Regions from separate parts of the Homo sapiens genome. Here regions 1 and 3 are each linked to region 2. The links are chromatin contacts, found by Hi-C or POLR2A ChIA-PET in ENCODE. All regions are on one chromosome and are shown on one strand. Each heading gives the region's core, a stretch centred on a gene start or an enhancer-like site at or near the end of the contact. The rest is flanking DNA. Distances are from core to core; before and after follow the strand shown. Region 1 overlaps HMCN2 (hemicentin 2). Region 2 overlaps GPR107 (G protein-coupled receptor 107). Region 3 overlaps FNBP1 (formin binding protein 1).

Evidence for each region. A loop is a pair of places that touch in the nucleus more often than their neighbours do. ChIA-PET counts read pairs that join two places held with the same protein, here RNA polymerase II (POLR2A). Pooled maps may share reads with other maps.
Region 1: a loop to region 2 is called in a map of posterior vena cava, with 2.3 times the contacts of the local background. The contact joins two enhancer-like sites. A Hi-C loop is called at or near these places in 13 of 168 maps with a recorded cell type or tissue (HepG2, K562, Right ventricle myocardium superior and 9 more) and 4 of 50 pooled maps. POLR2A ChIA-PET finds 5 or more read pairs at or near these places in 5 of 52 experiments (A549, AG04450, Panc1 and 2 more).
Region 3: a loop to region 2 is called in a pooled map, with 4 times the contacts of the local background. The contact joins two enhancer-like sites. A Hi-C loop is called at or near these places in 5 of 50 pooled maps. POLR2A ChIA-PET finds 5 or more read pairs at or near these places in 4 of 52 experiments (B cell, CD4-positive, alpha-beta T cell, GM12878 and 1 more).

What each region holds. Positions count from the first base shown.
Region 1 is chr9:130,350,762-130,353,461 of GRCh38, forward strand. HMCN2 (hemicentin 2) reads left to right here. Exons shown (of 98, transcript NM_001291815.2): 30 at 662-816; 31 at 2,166-2,444. Among named protein-coding and RNA genes, the nearest start is that of HMCN2, 86 kb to the left of the region's middle. Within about 2 kb of position 1,435, at least 4 of the 41 ENCODE cell types and tissues checked have a DNase peak (open chromatin) inside an H3K27ac peak, as active enhancers do.
Region 2 is chr9:130,127,031-130,129,730 of GRCh38, forward strand. It overlaps GPR107 (G protein-coupled receptor 107), which reads left to right. Exons shown (of 18, transcript NM_020960.5): 16 at 453-536; 17 at 1,610-1,731. Among named protein-coding and RNA genes, the nearest start is that of GPRACR, 16 kb to the right of the region's middle. RefSeq lists an enhancer at 1,928-2,147. Within about 2 kb of position 1,366, at least 28 of the 41 ENCODE cell types and tissues checked have a DNase peak (open chromatin) inside an H3K27ac peak, as active enhancers do; they include B cell, CD4-positive, alpha-beta T cell and GM12878, where a contact is called at or near this core.
Region 3 is chr9:129,987,717-129,990,416 of GRCh38, forward strand. The region is part of intron 2 of FNBP1 (formin binding protein 1); the gene reads right to left. Among named protein-coding and RNA genes, the nearest start is that of FNBP1, 54 kb to the right of the region's middle. RefSeq lists an enhancer at 1,255-1,304 and a silencer at 2,054-2,348. Within about 2 kb of position 1,420, at least 9 of the 41 ENCODE cell types and tissues checked have a DNase peak (open chromatin) inside an H3K27ac peak, as active enhancers do; they include B cell, CD4-positive, alpha-beta T cell and GM12878, where a contact is called at or near this core.

The DNA.
Region 1 (2,700 bases), core at 185-2,684, 220 kb after region 2:
GGCGGTAGTCTGTAGTCTCCTGTAGTCTCCGCTACTTGGGAGGCCGAGGCAGGAGAATCACTTGAGCCCGGGAGGTGGAGGTTGCAGTGAGCCATCGTACTACTGCACTCCAGCCTGGGCAATAGAGCAAGACTCAGTCTCAAGGAAAAAAAAAGGTGTGCAGTGTAGTGGCATTTAGTACATTTGCAGCATGGGGCAACTTTCACTTCTATTTAGTTCCTGACATTCCATCACCCCAAAAGGACACCCTGGACCCATCAGCAGCCAGTCGCTGTCCCCTTCTCCCCAGCCCCTGGCAACCACAAGCCTGCTTTCCTTCTCTATGGACGTGCCTGTTCTGGGTACTTCACATCACTGGCATCATAGAGTGTGTGGCCTTTTGTGTCTGGCTTCTTCCACTCGGCATATTTTCCAGGTTCATCCATACTGTGGCAAGTGTCAGAATTGCCTTCATTTTTGTGGCTGAATAATGTTCCGTGGCATGGACGGACCACACGTTGTTGATCCATTCCTCGCTTACTGGGCCTTTGCATTGCTCCCACCTCTTGGCGCTAATGAATGGCCCAGCCTCGCTTTTTACAAGCCACACACTCCCTGTGTGCAGCGTGTCCCATCCAGCCCCTCGGCCTTACTGGCGCTTTTCCCTTGCCCGTCTCTCCAGGCCTGTCCTTCCGGGAGGCCCTCACCTGCAGGTCCAGGAGGATGGCCAGGTTCTCAGGATCACCGGCAGTCACGTGGGGGATGAGGGACGATACCAGTGCGTGGCCTTCAGCCCAGCTGGTCAGCAGGCCAGGGACTTCCAGCTCCGAGTTCATGGTGAGCCCCCACGCCTTCTGGGACCCCGCCACAGGCTACTCAGGAAGCTTCCCACCCAGCTGCCCGCTGCCTTAGAGGGAGAGTGAGGGCTGAAATGGGGGACCTGGTGAGTGATCCCTGAGTCCAAGAAAGCTGGGGGCTGGGGTCGGGGTTGGGGTCAGGGTCAGGGGATAGAGGTTATCTGGCCCAGCATTTTCCAAATCCGTGGTTTCCATCCCAGCTCTAAAAATTTACTACTTATGTTTTTTTTTTGAGATGAATTCTCTCTCTGTTGCCTAGGCTGGAGCGCAGTGGCACCATCTTGGCTCACTGCAACCTCCCCCTCCCAGATTCAAGTGATTCTCTTGCCTCAGCCTCCCGAGTAGCTGGGATTACAGGTGCCCACCACCACACCCAGTTCATTTTTGTATTTTTAGTAGAGGTGGGGTTTCACCATGTTGGCCAGGCTGGCCTTGAACTCCTGACCTCAAGTGATCCTCCTGCCTTGGCCTCCCAAAGTGCTGGGATTACAGGCGTGAGTCACTGTACCTGGCCCAAATTTACTACTTCTGATACCACTTGGAATTATGATTTACTTTTCTTTAAATGAGTCACACTTCCTTACACTGAAACACATTTATTTAAATATCCCTTATTCTTATAAAGGATATTTAATATCGAAACTGTAAGCAGAAAACCAGTTTCGCTTGGCTAAGGAAGCTGAAAAAACAAACACACCCCATAGAGCAATGTTGTAAATTCTCGAGGCGTGGACTCCGCAGAGGGCACCCAGCCTGCATCTGCACTCTCTGTGCTAAAAAGCGGAGAGTAGAAAGTGCTAGAAAGGTTAGGGACATGCATAGTAGCACCAAACGGAGCCTTTCCTTGCTGTAACCCGGATAGAAGGAGATTTGGGAGGGGCGTAACCATTCCATTCTGAGATGCAGTTATTTCATGCTGTGCCCATGTGCCCCTAGCATTGTCCTGGGTAGCATCGGTGGTGAGTGACCAGCCCTGTGTGAAGTCCTCATCTAGTCCAGCCTCTCATTTCACAGATGGGGAGACTGAGGCCCAGAGAGGGGAAGTGGCTCACCCCTGGTCTTCCAGTATGTTAGAGCAGAGCAGGGCCCAGAATCCAAGCCTGTGGCCCCGCCCCCACCTCCTGCACCTTCCACACCAGCATGTCCCCATGCTGGCCTCTCCCATCTGTCCCCAGACCCCTCCCCTCCTTGTCCACCATGCCTTCCCTGCCCCCGCAATGGAAGCCTGTGGTGTGTCTTGTGGCCCAAAGGCATGAGTCTGCTGCCCTGGGGAAGATGCCAGAGGCCTCAGCGGCTGCCTGTGACCAGCCCCACCTCTTTCCTTCTCAGCGCCCCCCACTATCTGGGGCTCCAACGAGACAGGCGAGGTGGCCGTCATGGAGGACCACCTAGTGCAGCTCCTGTGTGAGGCTCGAGGAGTGCCCACCCCAAACATCACCTGGTTCAAGGACGGGGCCCTGCTCCCCACCAGCACCAAGGTGGTCTACACTAGGGGCGGTCGGCAGTTGCAGCTGGGGAGGGCCCAGAGCTCCGATGCCGGCGTCTACACCTGCAAGGCCAGCAATGCTGTGGGGGCCGCAGAGAAGGCCACCAGGCTGGATGTTTATGGTGAGCAGCCAGGGGCCACGGCAGCCGGGGTGGGCAGTGGGAGGGACTCAGCCATGGTGGCCCCTGCCTGTCTCCAAAGGAAGGCTAGGTGGCCACTTGGAGTGGTCAGAGGCAAAAGGATAATGGGACCAAGACATTATCTAGGGAGAAGGGTCCTCCCAGCTTATGTGACTTCCCTCATACCTGTAAGGAAACTGAGGCCAGGAGTGGAAGGGCCTGTCTAGGAGGCCATGGCGGAGCTAAGTGTAGAATCCAG
Region 2 (2,700 bases), core at 116-2,615:
TGTGGACCTCGAATGCTTGCAGCATCTGCCAGAGAAGAGGACAGAAGTCAGTAATTTCCCTGTGTGGCTTTATTTTGCTATTACTACTGGTAAATATTCCTCAAAGCCTGAGCATAAGAAATAAAATCTTTGGAGATTGAAATCAAGGGCTTATGTCTGTGGATAGGGTGAGGAAGGGTTAAGAACAACCTGACTAAAGTGTCTTGTGCTCCCGGTGGGTGTGGCTGTTAGCAATATCTTGGTCACCTGGAGAGAGAGAAGAAATTCAAGTGTAACTAGCAGAGTAGCCATGTCTCTCCGCTGCACGTATTAATTCACACTGTAAGTGTCACATACTTTTCTTTGAGTGATTCTGTTTTCTGTTTCCTAGTTCATTTGTGAAAGCAAATTGTTAAAGTGGTGTCCTAATTTTAATGTTGATCTGATTTCCTGTTTCTTTCCTCCTCATGCAGATTGTGTGTTACATATACTTCACTAGGATCATTGCATTTCTCCTCAAACTCGCTGTTCCATTCCAGTGGAAGTGGCTCTACCAGGTACGCTGCTCACAGGGCAGAATGCCAGAGAATTTATGCCTGAGGATAAAGTCTTGAAGTGTAACTTAACAGTTGTTACTAATTTATCTGGGAATGACCACTAAGACCTTCCATCTCTTCTTTTTTTTAACTAAAAATTTTTTTTTTAGTTTTTGAGACAGGGTCTCACTCTGTCACCCAGGCTGGAGTGCAGTGGCGCAATCTCAGCTCACTGCAACCTCCACCTCCCGGGTTCAAGCGATTCTCCTGCCTCAGCCTCCTGAGTAGCTGGGATTATAGGGATGCACCACCATGCCCAGTTAATTTTTGTTTTTTTAGTAGAGATGGGGCTTTGCAGTGTTGGCCAGGCTGGTCTCAAACACCTGATCTCAAGTGATCCGCCCACCTTGGCCTCCCAGTGTTCTGGGATTACAGGTGTGAGCCACCACACTTGGCCTCCTTCCATCTCTTCTGGCCTATAATTGAGATGATCTGTTTGTCCAGAAATGCTGCTGGATTCTATGAGGAATCTGAAAATAATTGCATTCTTGATTTTAGTTTTCAGTCTTAAAAGTCAAGAGAAAAGCTTCAGGTAGAGAAAGATTTGCCCTGAATCATTAGAACTTAGATGAGATGTGGTCCTTTCCTTTAGTTACAGGGCTGAGTAGTTAGAATTCAGGCTGCCCTTCTTCTTTGCCCATTTTATTATTTCGATAATAAGTATCTTTGCGACAAACTAGAACTAGCTTAACTACTAGAGGAAGCCACCAAATGACTTTTTTCTTGAATAACTCACTGGGTGCTGTAGGCACTGTGGGAGGAAGTGGGTATGTGGTGAGCTCTTAAAAGCTACCCATGAAGACTGGTGAAAGCACAGCAGAGCACAGCCTCGGAAATGTCAGCCCTGGGCAGGACACTCCTCGTTTAGGCCTCGGCAAGTCTAAGGAAAATGCCCTGTAGCAGGAAGTGGCATCTGAGTAAAGAACCATCGAGTGGTGGGTTGTGGGGAAATATGTCAGTTTGTTGAATTCCACTGCTTTCTGAAGAACAGTGTTGCTAATCTCTTTATTTTGGGGTGGTTTTTAAACTTGCAGCTCCTGGATGAAACGGCCACACTGGTCTTCTTTGTTCTAACGGGGTATAAATTCCGTCCGGCTTCAGATAACCCCTACCTACAACTTTCTCAGGAAGAAGAAGACTTGGAAATGGAGTCCGTGTAAGAAATCTTTCTTCCCTCTTCCTTAGCCCTGACCCCTTTGCCTAACACAAAGCAGCACAGTGTGAATCGGGTCGGCTGCTCTCAGCATTTCGTGGCTGCAGGGGTGGTTCCTCTATTTTTAGCAGAAGGAAGCGGACACTGGAGCCCCAGGCTGTCTGATCTGGTTTGAAGTACAGTATCTGCCAAACCTAGCTGGGTCTTGTCAGGGAAGATGGAACTTGCCGTTCCACTAAGCATCATTGGAGCCTGCTTTCAAGAACTCAGTGGCAAGAACTTAGGAATATACGTGGCCAGTTCACGAGGGAGAACAGGGGGCCGACTTTCTGTCAGGCCCGCCATCAGGCGCTTACGTCTGAAAATGGAATCTTCTGAGTCATCTCTAAGTCTGCTAATGATCCTCAGACATCCTCTATCGTCAGATAACTGCGTGGCTTTTCACAGCACAATGACTTTGACCTATATCTGAGCACTAATAGGGGCTTTTCTGAGTCACACAGTGAATGACTCTAGGGTCCTATTTTCTGGGAAAGGGCCATCATTGTCTAGAAAAATGAGTAGTGATTAAGCATATTTGCTTGTTAACTGAAATTTGATAAGCCAGGTCAATGCTGTGTTTGATGATTAGCCTAAGGCAGAGTTTTCCCTTCTTGGTTCACTGGTATCAAGTGTTCTGCCCCCAGCCCTGGCAGCCTTTGAATTCTTCCCAATTCAGAGGCTGAGACTCGGCCCATGCTAAGCTCTGCTTGGCTGTCAGCGGGTCAGGCAGCATGGGACAGCTCTCTCTGCTCAGCTCCACGGCAACAGTAAAGGAAGGCAGGTCCTGCCAGCGGGCGCCAAACAGCATCTCCCCATGCAGAGGAAGAAACACCTCCTTCTAAACAGTGGAGAGGAGTGCAGGAGGCCCATCAGCTGTGCCTTTCCCAGAAGTGGCAGGATCTGAGCAAGTGTCTGTTGGTTGAAGAGGCA
Region 3 (2,700 bases), core at 170-2,669, 140 kb before region 2:
TCTCAAACTCCCAACATCAGGTCATCTGCCCACCTCGGCCTCCCAAAATGCTGGGATTACAGGTATGAGCCACCGTGCCTGGCCTAAGAGTTTAATATTTAAAGCTTAGCGCATCCCTCAGTTTCACTTTACTGTCGTTTGTACTGTTAAATTTAAATTCATTTCTTTATATATATGATATATACGATATGCAATTTGTTGTATAATATGATTTCTACCTAGTTACCCTCTATATACAATGAGCTCCAATTAAAAACAGACCAAGACTTGAATGGTTCATTTTTTAAAACCATAAATGGCTCAAATGTATCAAAAGATGTTCAACCCCCATGCATACTAAGAGAAATGCAATTTAAGACCTAGATGTACCAGTTGTTAAGTAGCAAATTGACAAAGATCGGTTTGGAAACAGAAAGCAGCAGTGAGGGTGAGGTTGAGCAGGCCCTGTTACTCTGCTAATGGAGTGTCATGGGCCATAGTTTCTGGAAAGGGACTGGAGATCATGCCACTGCACTCCAGCCTGGGTGACAGAAACTGTCTCAAAAATAAATAAAATTAGGTTGTTCAGACTCAGAAAAAAAAATTATATTAGGAATTTCAACCTATACTACCTTGAATAGATAGTGACCTCAGGGGTTGGCAAACTTTTTCTGTAAAGGACCAGAAAGTAAATATTTCAGGGCCAGGTGCGGTGGCTCATGCCTGTAATCCCAGCACTTTGGGAGGCCGAGGCAGGTGGATCACAAGGTCAGGAGTCTAGGACCAGCCTGGCCAATATGGTGAAATCCTGTCTCTACTAAAAATACAAAAATTAGCCAGGCATGGTGGTGTGCGCCTGTAGTCCCAGCTGTTCAGGAGGCTGAGGCAGGAGAATCGCTTGAACCCTGGAGGTGGAGGTTGCAGTGAGCTGAGATTGTACCACTGCACTTCAGCCTGGGTGACAGAGCGAGACTCCATCTCGAAGAGAAAAAAAAAATTCAGACTTGCAGGTAAATGCATCTCTTTTGCAACTACTCAATTGCCAATTGTTTGCAAAAGTGGCCATAGACAATACACATGGGCACGGCAACATTCCAACAAATCTTTATTTACAAAACCAAGTAGTGGATGGATTTGGCCCATGCTAAGACCTGACCTACAGGAATCAAAGTCTCACGTTTATGTCTAAAATAAGTTAGCATTCTCCCCTGCAATGCAGAAAAAAAATATTTAATGATAGTTATCTCTCCCAAAGGCCACAATGATTTTTCAACATCATATTACTATTTCAACCAAGTATCTGTTGAATATTCTGTAGCCACACTGGCCTTTCTATTCCTTCTACATGTTCCCGTCTCAGGACCTTTGCACTCTCTCCCCCCACATCCTTACATGTCTGGCTTCTTTTTGTAATTCACTTCTCAAGTGATGGGTTTTCCCTGACCAGCCTAGCTCAGTAACCACCCCCACTTCAATCTCTATCACATCACTGCGTTTACATATTTGGAGTCATACATGCTATCTTTAAATGCTCGAATTCTTTGCTAATTTGCATGCAGTTCTGTTTTCTGCTGTGAAAGGTGAGCACTCCAGGTTCAGGCACTTCCTGTGTCTCGTTCATTCAAGCATCCCTAGTGATTGAAACTCGGCTGGCACCTTGTTGTTCTACTTTTTGTTGTTAAAATCTCATCAGCTCTCACAGGCCGGTGCAAACACATAATTCCCCATAAAGCAAAGCTGGCTAAATATCTTAGGCCTGTACCCTACCGATTCACTCACAATCTACAAATATTTACTGGGCACCTACTATGTGCCAGGCACTGTTCTGCACTATGACACATTAGTGAGCACAACCCAAAGATCTCCACCCTTAAGGGGCTTGCATTCTAGCTGAGAGGCTGCAGGAGACAATGCGCAGTAAATATAATACCCAGATTTCTCTGGGAAGGTTTGGGGAGATGTTATTCAAATGAGGCAAAATTGTAGGAGAAATAAGTTCAAGAGATCTATTGTACAACATTGTGTCTCCAGTTAATAACAATGTATTGTATACTTGAAAATTGCCAGGCCGGGTGCTCACACCTGTAATCCCAGCACTTTGGGAGGCCTCGGTCAGAGGATCGCTTGAACCTAGAAGTTCAAGACCAGCATGGGCAACATGGTGAAATTCTGTCTCTGCAAAAGATACAAAAATTAGCCGGGTGTGGCAGCGCATTCCTGTGGTCCCAGCTACTTGGGAGGCTGTGGTGGGAGGTTCACTTGAGCCCGGGAGGTGAGCCAAGATCGTGCCACTGCACTCCACCCAGGGTGACAGAGTGAGACCCTGTCTCAAGAAAGAGGGAAGGGGAGGGGAGGGGAGGGGTTGCTAAATTGCTAGAAGAGTAGATTTTAATGTTCTTCCCACAAAAAAAATATTAAGTTTGAGTAGTAATGCATATGTTAATTAGCCTGATTTGGGCATTCTGCAGCGTATACATATTTCAAGACATCATGTATACCATAAATATATACAATTTTATATACAAATAATATAGAAATACATATTTTGTCAATTTTCAAAACTAAACAAGAAAACTATATAAAATGGTAGAAAGTTACCAGTAATATAGGAAAACTGAAAAAGCAAAGCAGGCTAAGTGGGCTAAGGGACGAGGTGGGCCTCACTGAGCAGAAACTGGAAGCAGGAGAGGGAGTCAGCCACTTGGAGCCTGGGGAAGAACA